2 separate regions of the Mus musculus genome follow, and region 2 is linked to region 1. The links are chromatin loops, found by intact Hi-C in ENCODE. Cell type or tissue: left cerebral cortex. All regions are shown on one strand. Links, peaks and the distances in the headings refer to the core of each region. The heading gives the core; the rest is flanking DNA.

Evidence for each region. A loop is a pair of places that touch in the nucleus more often than their neighbours do. Peaks named below come from ENCODE experiments on the same cell type or tissue, not always from the same donor. Only the 100,000 strongest peaks of a DNase experiment are listed, where the experiment ranks them.
Region 2: it touches region 1 in a loop (2.1-fold over the local background); 2 of 42 quality-filtered maps call a loop at or near these places.

Annotation. Positions count from the first base shown.
Region 1 is chr12:71,574,652-71,580,567 of GRCm38, reverse strand. 9630002D21Rik (a long non-coding RNA gene) reads right to left here and starts at 2,637. Exons shown (of 3, transcript XR_872814.1): 1 at 2,422-2,637. In left cerebral cortex, for the core only: a CTCF peak has its summit at 2,884 (motif pointing right); DNase peaks (open chromatin) are centred at 1,487, 2,502 and 2,911.
Region 2 is chr12:71,705,067-71,710,982 of GRCm38, reverse strand. All of the region lies in intron 2 of 9630002D21Rik (a long non-coding RNA gene), which reads right to left. Among named protein-coding and RNA genes, the nearest start is that of Gm46356, 78 kb to the right of the region's middle. In left cerebral cortex, for the core only: a CTCF peak has its summit at 3,036 (motif pointing right); a DNase peak (open chromatin) is centred at 3,022.

The sequences.
Region 1 (5,916 bases), core at 251-5,250:
AGTAACATGATTCGTTTGCTTATTGGCTATTCTCTCTCATTTCAGTGTTAAGAGTGTCTTTTACACTCTCTTGCACTTTGACCAACTCATCACAGGATGGTATCCAAGCATCTATAGTGAGTGTACAGTCTTCTAAAGCAATCCCTGCTAAACTTTCAAACTCTGTTTTAAAATTAGCTGAACCCTTGGTCCTTTGTTCATGGCTACATCAGCCCTAAGACTGTGGACCTGTCATGTTGAAAACATTAGAAGCTTCCTTGCACACTTTTCCTGGATTAGATTTCCAAGAGAACATACTAACACGATTCTAATAGTAGAAGCCATTTGAAAGGCTAGAAAGGCAACAAAATATAACACTTCAGACTCAGGTCCTGAGCCAGAAGTAGTGGTGCACACCTCTAGTCCCAGCACTCAGAAAGCAGAGGCTGGCTTGTTTCTGTGAGTCTGAGGCCAGCCTTAGTCTATAGCATGAGTTCCAGGACAGCCAGAGCTATATGGTGAGACCCTATCTCAAAACAAAACAAAAAGACTTATGTCCTAGAGACAAAGTGTCCCATTTGCAAATCCAAGCCTGGCATTAAAGCTTTTTGTCCCTCACTGATACAGTGGGCACATGGCTGATAGCTGCCTTACCTCTGTTCTCTGACAACAGGAGCTTCTCTATGCCAAGTCCTCTCACCATCAGTACTAGGAAGTGTGTGTGTCTCCACTGAGCCCACTGGGCAACCGCGTTATCAGCTAAAGCGCCACTCCTGGACCAGTCCTTAAGCTCCTCCTCCTGTTTTAGGGAACCCTTTAAACTGTTTGCAGGTTGTGCTTAAAAGGTTTTTATTTTTCAAAGATTGTAAGCAGCAAGGGAAGGCAGCGAATTTTAAGATTAATTGCTGAATTTTAAGATTAATTTTGAGAACATGTTGCCTAAGGGGTTAGAGAAGGGGCTTGGTGGGTTGAGTGCTGGTGTAACCTGCATGAAGCTCTGGGGTCTATCCCCAGCACCACATAAACTAGGCATAATAGCACACACCGGTATGGCCAAGACTCAGAAGGCCGAGACAAGAGGCTCAGAAACTCAGGGTCATCCTTAGCTACATAAGAAGTTCCAGGCCAGCCTGTGCTATGAGTTTCTAGGTTTAGTTTTGTTGTTGTTTTGTTTGTTTGTCTGTTTGTTTGTTTGTTAAGTGTATCAGTTAGGAGAACAAGGAATTTTGAAGCTATTTGTGGACTTCAGAGATTTAGCTCCAGGTATCCCCTTGCCTGTGCCCCACTCCCCCAGAAGTCAGCAAATCTGTGACGTGAATTGAAGTTGCATTTTTTTTTTCATGTGTTTTGCGAGTTCCTACTAAGGTCCCAGGAGAGGCGGGGTGGCTGGAGTGTAATCAGAGGCATCTATTTGTCGCCAGCTGCAGTGACTCTCTGCTTAAGTCTGGAACAAGGTCATCACTCTCAGCCTGTCACGCACAAGCGCACAGCGGGCCTGGCAGAGGCTCATTAGTATGCCACACATTCCATCAGCTAAATTTGCTATTTCATTTAGAATGCCTCTGATTGCATTTTTTATATATACATTCCCGGGCTCCTCAGAGGAACGGATGCCACTATTAGTGAGCTGACAGGCAGTCGAGCATACGTTGATGTGTTTGCCATTAAACTATGGGGGAGAGTTATTAAAAACATTTGGCTATCAACTATGAATTTGGTTAGAATCATTTAAGATATAGAAGTACTTTTAAACAAAAGAATAGGAAATAAATAAATCAATCAAAGAAGATTGGTGGGAGAAGAAGATCACTTAAATAAGTTGGAATTTACTAGAAATGATTTGTTTTGCTCTATAATTATGACCATATAAAAGAAAATGAATGCAGATATTTTAAGGCTATAAAAACATTCAGTTGACATTGGGCATTGGCTCCTACTGCTGCAAAAGACACATTACACATTTTGCAAACCTGATATTTTTGTTTAAACTGAGTATGTCCCTTTAAAAGATAATTAATGTTTATGGTAACCATGCTCTTCTCTATATTTCTTCAGACGTGATGGACCAGATGACATTTGTCTTACTACCTCACAGAAGAAGCAAGTGAGGCATCCTCTCCTATGGGCTGTGAGAGAGATGTACAATTTATGCTTCTACCAAGCGAGCTACTAAAACATGGAAATTTATGATTTTTGCCCCCTAGAAAAACCTCATTAAGCTCCTTGAAGAAATGCAAACCTCGTGAGCAGTAATCAAAGCCTATGAAGCCCCCAGAGCGGTTAACAGAGCCCACTTCATCAGACAGTCCCACCGGGGACAGAGCTGCCCGGGGACACGCTTCTTACTGAATTCATTATTGAAACTCCACTGCAGAGTCACCAGGCTAAACATCCCCCCATGCTAGAATGTTCCATAAGAAGCTTTCCTGAGAACATACTGACCTTTTGTTATTGCCAAATTCCCAGGAATCATCATCACGGGCGGCATCTGGAAGTACCCCACGCCAGGCAGATCCACGGGCAGAACAGTCCAGGCATAGGCAATGGCAGCCCATCACCAAGGACAGAATTCTGTACAACATAAACCTTCCTGTGAGTCACTGTAACTTAAAACTGCGGCTCCTGTGGGCAGCATCACGCAGCACCCGTGCCTATTCTATTTCGTTTTGTTTCTTTGGTTTTATTTGTTTTGTTTTGTTTGGGGGGGGGGGTGGGTGGCAGGGTTTCTCTGTGTAGCTCTGCCTATCCTGGATTTCTCTATTTCTACTAAAAGAAATTTCGGGCTTATGAGTCTGAATGAAACTACATTTAACCCATGAGATGAGGAAGGTGCCCTTTGTGGAGAATGGGCAAGAAGTTTGTGTTTGTGTGAGTGGATACCATGAGTATGCTGGAGTTAGCAGAGACCAGAAGAGGGCGTCAGAACCCCTAGAACTGACATTACAGTTAGGAGCATCCCATGTGAGGGCTGGGTATCAAAGGTTCTGCAAGATCAAGTGTAACCTCCCCACCCTCGGCCTGAAACCTGTTAGCTCAGGTTTCACTATTAGCAGGAAGGGAGCGTGGGGTGGAGCCTGCCGCCCCGCCCCATCGTTCTGCCACTCCCACTGCTGCTACCTGCTACCTGCCGCCTAGCTGCTCCGGAGCCAAGCACGTGGTCACCTGCAACTGGACTCCAGGATTGTTTGGCAGGAATGAGCCCCTTCCCCCTTCTTCATAACCCAGTGCACTGAATAGTAAAATTGAGCTTTGATTAGAAACCGGTTGTCTTAGCTCCGTTCTTTCTCCCGTCAGTCTAGTTCCTTTTCTTTCAGCTCGAGTCTGCCATCTCAGCCATACCAGTTCCTCGCGAGCCGCTGGACGGCCCGCGACAATCAAGGAGTGCTTTTAACCACTGAACTATCTCTCCAGACACTCTCCACCTACCCGACCCCCACCCCCACCTCACCCCACCCCACCCCCATCTTAATTTCCTACCGTTGCTGTGACAAAGTACAAGTGGAATAAACCAGCACAAGGGTTGTATGTCATCATCTTGGAGATGACATGTCTTAAATCACTCTGCTGTCAGGGCCCAGCTCCCTCTGAAATCTGATGTGGTCGATCCCTCCTTTTCTAGCTTCTGCCATTTATCAGCAATCCTTGGCATGCTCCTTAGCTTGAGGCTGCACTGCCCCACCTTCTGCCTCTGTTGTCCCACAGCCCTCTGGTCTCTTGTCTTCCTTTTCTTCTGAGGCCATCAGTCATACTGATTAGCACCCAACCTAATATCCTTGTTTTAACTGGATAACATCTGCTAAGACACAATTACCAAGGAAGGTCACATTCACAGGTTGCAGGACCAGGACATCGATCTGTCTTTTGGGAGATACTGCTTAACCCAAAATAGACCACTTTAGCTGGAAGAGTCTGCAATACTACAGGCAGATGACACAAGATGCAAACCAAGAGAGACATGGCCGAGGAAGACAGAGGGAACCTTGTTAGGGAAAGAGTATAGGCCACGAGTGGATTCATCAAGCTAAGACAATAAGTAAACTGAAGTCAATGCATATCAGATACAGTCACGGAAAAGGCTCTGTTGAGTCTAAAGAAAGCAGTTTCTGTATTGTGGTGAGGGCTGTGACCACATCGAAGTAGGCAGCAGCAAGTGTAGGCTGGTTTCTCCAGACACGTAGCTGTGTAGGGATAGGATGAACAAGAGATATTAGACAGCTAAGTGGCATTTTAAGGCAGGCACTGGTGTTCAGAGTCTGAAAGCACTTAACCCTCAAAGGTGCTTCTTCACCATGAACAGCTATTGACTCAAGCAAATATCGACCACGATGAGAACGCTGAAGACAGACATCTCCAAACTGGTAGTAAGGATTGTACTGGAGTGCACACTGCCCCGACTTTTCAACAGGCATTCCCTGCCCTGCCTATCATGGGAAGGGCAAGATGAGTGTAGAGGTGATTTAAGATGGGCTTGCTGAACATGCACAGTTGTGTGTATATGTGTGTGTGTGTGTGTGTATGTGTGTGTCTGTACACATAACTGTATGCTTTTACCTGTATCTGTATATGCATACATATGTAGATATATATAATATTATGCATCACTTAATGACAAGGATATGTTCTCAGAATAAGTTGTGTGTGATAATGTGTGTGCATTAGTATGGTACATACACACGAGTATGCTCAGAGACCTAAGGGATGTGGCATATGTCCTGCTCTGTCAATTTCCACCTAGTCCCTTGAGACAGGGTCTCTTAACTAAAACTGGAGCTGGGCTGGTAGCTAGCAAGCCTGGGTGATCCTCTTCTCTGTGCCTCCCTCAGCATATTACCAACACATATGACCACATCCAAACTCTTACATGGATGCTGGGGATCTGAACCCAGGTCCTCATGCTTTGGTAGCGAGCCCTCTTACCTCTGCTCTAAGAATGATTTTCTTATCACATAAACATCGGTATGCACTAATGACATATTGCTTGATAATATTAAATAAGAGCACATTTAAACTCATAAGGACATACAGTATGGTAGATAAAGCAGGATTGTAGTTGTTCTATATCAAGTACTGTGCATTGTTCACAGTGTGCTGAACTTCTATGTAATTGCAGCACAGTAGATCACCCGGCATCACAGAAATCATGTGAATAAGTCATTGTTCTACGACACCAGGACATAATAGGAATTTTTCAGCTCTGTTATCATTGAAGAGATAACCTTCAAATGTGTGGTCTTCTGTTAGCCAAAACATCATTACATCATGCATGACTGAGTGCACACACAAAGTTTCTTCTTAATGCATTGGCCCACATGATAGCAAGGGGTTGGGAGCAAGTCCAACATACTAAGGTAACCTGGAAACTTAGGCAGAAGTTGAGTCATAGTCCTGAGGCAGGAGAATGTTTTCTTTGGGAAATCTTAGCTTTTACACTTGGGGCCTCCAGCTGATTGTATAGGGCTCCACACGTATGACTGGAGGTGATCCAGACTCAGAACCAACGGATTGGAGATGCCGTTCACATCTACGGTGTCTTCACGTCACCACTTAGATTAAGGTTTGAGTGAATACTGACTGGGAGCAATAGCACCTCCCCCCGCCCCCAAGTCAGCACGTAAAAATGACAACTATGCTACTGTCCTCCAAACAACATCAAGAGGCCACAGATTCAGAGGTGTGTCATTTTCCTGGGGCAGCTGTCACGAATGCATTACGCGTGCAAGCATGTGCTTGGGCGTTCACAAGATAGCTGTTATCCTAGGAAGTGTCACATGGGAGATGGTGTTAAACCACAAACAACACTGTGTGACACAAGTAGCACTTGCACTCTTTCCAAATGTAAAATCTGAACCATACTATACACTGCTTGTTCACGTATAAAAACTAGATTATATTTACTATCTGCATAGTGCAAAGATAGCTGTTCATTGTCTTGTAGGA
Region 2 (5,916 bases), core at 530-5,529, 130 kb before region 1:
CCAAGTTAGGAGGAAAGTGTTCATTTTGGGATACAAGTAACAGCCTACCACCAAAGGAAGCCTAGGCAAAAAGTCAACTCCAGAGCCCAGAAACAGGACTGAAAAGTACTGATCACAGTGCAATGCTGTTTACTGGCTTGCTCCCCATGGCCGTTTAGGTTGCTTTTGTACACAAGCCAGGACCATCTTCCCATGTGTAGTGCTGCCCATTGTGGGCTGGGCCTCCCACATCAACTGGCAATGATGAAAACGCCCCACAGACATGCCCACAGGCCCATCAGACAGAAGGGAGCCTTCAACCAAGGTTCCCTCTTCCAAGGTGACTTTGTGTCAAGTTGATGGGAACTAACCAGCTCAGTTGAAAACTTTGTAACAGAAGAAAACAAGGAGACAAGAAATATAAGCAATGCCTCTACTATTTGTGGGTGCTTTTCTTTTTTAAACATGAGACTAGAAATAAGAGAAGAGAGAATTGTGCCTGACAACATTTGCTGGTCAAAATTCAATTTTGACTGAAAAAATCCACACATTTTTCCTCTTTTGAAACCTTAATTGTGACAACCTTAACTTAACAAAAGCCATCTTTTCACTACTGCTGTAGAAATCATGCCCTTATGATTGAGACTAGCCAGTCACAGGAGACATTTACAGGGCATTTCATCCTGAGAAACAGTGAAGTCAGCTGTCTCTTTAGCCACATCTGGGAACCACCAGGGTCTAACTGCTCTGGGTGAGGTCCATCATTAATCAGGCACTTTCCAAAAGCCAGCTATCTTCTTCTGGGCTATTTTCTTTGGCCAACCCTTTACCTGCTGTGGTTATTTGATTTAAAGAAGCTATGCTGATCTTTTAGCTCAGTGGTTCTCAACCTGAGTGTCGAGACCCCTCTAAGGGTCAAACAACCCTTTCACAAGACTCATCCAAAACATTTCCATTATGATTCACAACAGTAGCAAAATTAGTTATGAAGCAGCAACAATGACAATCTTATGGCTAAGGGTCACCACAACATGAGGAACTCTATTACAGAGCCACAGCGTTAAGAAGGGTGATAACCACTGGCTCAGAGAGGCTGCTCCCTTGAAAGATGGAAGAGAGCTGAGAAAAAAAAACTGCTTGAAACAAAAGCTAACATTTTCTTGGGCAAATGTCCTAAGAATAGTTGCGGCATTACAGGACTGTCTATCTTGGGCTTTTAAAGGGAATTGGAACCCTAAGGCCCTTCCATCTTTGGATGCCCTTATGAAAATATTTCAGTGCAGGCTGGGCAGATTGCTCCGTGGGTAGAGGTGTGAGGTCTGATTGGTTCCTCCGCATTCACAAATAATGAAGATGTCGTAATGGTTCAACCTGTAACCCCGGCGTTGGGTGAGCAGAGGAATGGATTTCCCTAGATTACTGGCCACCTAGCCTTGCTGAAACAGCTAGTCTCAAACTCAGTGAAAGACCTTGTCTCAAAATAAAGTGGGAAATGACAGAGGAAGACATCTGACACTAACCTGTGGCTCTGCATGTATATGTGTGTTCATGTGCACACATACATATATCGAATACACAAATTAAAAATACAGTTTAATGGCAAAGTATAGCTATGGTGATTGGAATATAACATGGGTATTCAGCAAATTAGTACTTTTTAGTGAAGCAAAACACCGTAGAGCTATGCTATTGGAGAGACTGTTTCAATTCTCACATATATCATTTAGTTATAAAACCTATGGGGCTGAGATACCAGCTAAAAGCTAGAAACTGTATGTCTGAGTTAGGGGTCCTATTGCTGCAACAAAACACCATAACCAAAGAGCAAGTTGGGGAGGAAAGATTTATTTGGCTTACGCTTCAACATTGCTGTTCATCACTGAAGAAGTCAGGGCAGGCACCTGGCTGTAGGAGCTGATGGAAAGATGTTGCGTAATGGCTTGCTCCCCGCGGCTCGCTCATCTGGCTTTCTTTAGAACCCAAGACCGCCAGCCCACAGATGGCACCACCCATAATAAACTAGGCTCTCCCCATCAATCACTAATTAGGAAAATGTCCTACAGACTTGTTACAGACATATTTTATGGAGGCCTTTTCTCAAATGAAGGTCCCTCCTTTCAGATAACTCTAGTCTGTGTGTTGAGTTGACATAAGATTAGCCGGCACTCTGCGATGCTGGTCTTTGTCCTTTGATATTATCAGTCTATTCCTCGTGGAGCCCTACAGTGGAAACCTTTCACAAAGGTAGGCTGTGGATAAATAGTTCTTCAGGTCTCTGCTAAGTTAGAAGATAGGGTTGGGAAGTGTCTCACTTGGCTCACTGAGACACTTAAAAAACCGACCACAGACTTAATGAAAGAGGGTATTTCCAATTCAGTGCTGCCTCTACCACCAGGTTATCTTCCAAGTACCATTACTCTCTCTCTCTCTCTCTCTCTCTCTCTCTATATATATATATATATATATATATATATATATATATATGTGTGTGTGTGTGTGTGTGTGTGTGTGTGTGTGTATGTGTATATATATATATTTCAGTGTTTATAGAGGAAAACATATGGATCTTTGGTACTAGTGGAGATTAGCAATAATGCTCAAACATCGCAAGAATGTCCATTGACGGCCCCCCCCCCATCCTTTCTGGGAACTTCTGTAATACTGAGAAATGGACCCATCTCTGAGAGCCCTGGACCTAGAAACTTAGGGTCACACAGACTTGGGTTCCACTACTACGAAACTATTAAGAAACACGAAGACACATGGTTGATTGTTCTGAGCCTTCTTCTTGGCAGGACTGGTAATAGTAACGGTCCCTCTCTCTTACACTGAGGTTTCAGTGAATGGACACAAGGCACACATTCGTGTGCTGTCTGGCATCTACTAGACACAGTCAGCATTTTCTCTAGTCTCTTGCTCCAACTCAAATTTCCAGCAACAGAGATCTAAGAAGAAATTACATATCGTTTTGATATATTTAAGCGTTTTAGTTATTTTATTTTTAATCACTCTGGCAGGCTCTGAAACGCGCCGCCGCCTTTGTGCAGTGCTCAGATGTGACCTCTAGATGGCAGTATGAACTCAGCTGATGGAGGCAGTTACTTTGAAACAACAGAGAAGGGCAAGGCTTCTTGCTTTCATGTTAAATGACACTGTAAAAGACAATGCCCATTCTTTGATTTTAAAAGATATTGGGCATATATCTATCTTTCATTCTGGAAATAAACTTAGGATGGAAAATATGAAAACACATGACTCTGGATTTCTTAGTCTGAACACATTGGCCTCTTCCACAGATAGCACAAAATGTGCTAAATTTAACAATTGCTCTTGAACTAAAAATATTACATCTGTTATTACAATTTCTAGGGTGTTGATCCTCAGAAATCATTCAGGATCATGAGACCCCCATGTCTGCTGTTCCGTCCACACCATACCTGTGTGGTGTTAATTTAGATTCGGCTCCATTAGACATGCACCCATGTCTGTCAAAACTATGAAGAGTGAATTATTTTAAAAGGTGGTATAGGTGTTTCTATAGAAACAGCATGGAGAATTTTGCTATTGGAGGTATTGGTATTCATTCGATAAATATTTAGTCAGCACCTAGTATTCAATAAGCAAAATAGTGTGCTGGATGATAATAAGAGCTACAGATAAAAAGGATGAGGAAGAGAAGAAAAGGGAGACATTAAAATACAAATTTAAGATGTCAGAAGAGATACTGAGTAAAGATGGGAAATGGAGCGTGTATGGAGGAACAGTGGTGTGTGCTAGCCTACAGCACTCTAGGCAGAAGGACCCACGGGGGCAAATGTGCAGGAGCATCAAGAAAGCTAGTTATTGGACAAACCATTCTCTCCCAGCCTGTGAGGGTCTTTTTCATCTCTTAATGGCATCTTTTAAGATTTGAAAGAAAACTTTAATTTCTAATGAAGTACAGAGTATCCTTTTTTCATGAGTTACTCTTGGGTGGTGGGGGACATGTGAGGATCATGTCTGAGTGTGAGAAACATGGAACATTGCACGCATTGACACATCGTTGCTGTCTAGGGGCAGTGCTAATGTCCCTACAGTTCCAGTGTTAGCCTAGTGTCTCTGCTGGGGCAGTGAGTACTTCAGCTACCTCCTGGAAGTGTTACAGTGTTGCGTTTTCCTTCTGGGTCTGGTACCCATGGAAGTGTTACTGTGTTGCGTTTTCCATCTGGGTGTAGTACCCATTTTGAATTACTTTCTTGATCTCTGTGTAGGCTCTTCATTGTTGTTGTTGTTGTTGTTGATGATGATGTTTGATTTGGGTATCCAGTGGTGCCATATCCAGCTTGTTAAAAAACATTCTGTGTTCCCCTTTCATTGGACTGCCCTTGCTATCACTATGAGGGTCTGTTTCTGAGTACTCCATTCTTCCCCTTGATCTATCTATTCTTTTTTCAGCTGTGTTGGTCACAAGAGCTTTATGGTAAGTCTTGGAATGTCAGGTACTATTAGTAGTAGTATTAGTAGCACGATGATGATGATGATTGATAGTTTTTCTGGCCCTTTTTCCCATAAGGACTATAGAATAAACCTGTCAATGTCTGCAAAATAGCTTAGTGGGATTTTTTGACTAGGATTGCACTGACTCTATATGTCTTTTTATGGTCCCAGAGTTAAGATTATTTTTAACTTTACAATGGTGCAAACACGATACACATTCAGTGAAACAATATACATCGACTCTGATTCTTTCCTTGGCTAGAAGTAGGAGTTACAGTTCTTGTTCATGAACCTGAAAGGCAGCAGTCACAACCCCCAGCTAGCCATGTGATCATCAGGGTAAACAGCCTACACTTTACCATGTATGTACTATATGTATGTATGCAAACTATGATGTTTGGTTAAGTGTCTTAGATTGCTAAATGCATTTCAATTTATGATCAATTTAATTCATGAATCAAGGAACATCTGTAGTTGAAAGAATCCCCCATTCTGTTCCCTGTGCTGAAGACCACACCCAGACTCTTATATAGCTTAAGCAAGCAAGCTCTCTATCTACCTCTGAGCTACATACATCCCGGCCCTTGGCTGTCTTTAGACAGTCTCACTATACACCTGAGGCTGGGCTTGAACCCATGATCCTCCTGCAAGATGTATTTATAGGTGTTAACTACCATTTCTGGCATAAGAATGACAACTTATCGATATTAACTCTTCATACCACCCATACACAGATGTCTTGCACCAGAGTCTCTTTCTCCTCATAGAGACCTTGTACTAATTGTATTAGAGTTAACAACTCAGCATCTCAGTTACGTATGCCCGCATATCCTATTATATAATACAATCAATGTTATATTGAAATTCAGTTTCTGCTTTGGGTAAAAGATTTTCTACCACCAAGGTTTTCTTTCTCCTCTCTCAAACGCTAATGGAGAGTAGAGGATTTCCTTGTGTGAGGCTCCACATGTGTTAACCATGAGCCACTTGCCATGACTCACTGATAGGGAGCATAGATGGCAGAAGGATTGTTAATAAGCCACAGGCACAGTTAAAGCAAACAAAACGATGCTCAACGGTTCCCTAAGGTTGGGCATGGTGGCACACACCTTTAATCCCATCACTCGGGAGGCAGAGGCAGGCAGATTTCTGAGTTAGAGGCCAGCCTGGTCTACAAAGTGAGTTCCAGGACAGCCAGGGCTATTCAGAGAAACCCTGTCTGAAAAAAACCAAACAAAACAAAACAAAACAAAACAAAACCCAAAAAACAAAATAACCCAAAAAACCAAAAAACCAAAAAAGACGCAGCTTAAAGATGAGTGAGGCTGAAGAGGACACAGCATCCCAACCATTCATACCCCAGTGGATCACACACTTTGTGTGCCTCTTTTTGTGTTCCTATGTAGATGTATTTGATCTAGCCTTGAATTCCTCAGCTCCAACCTATGTGTCCTGTGACAG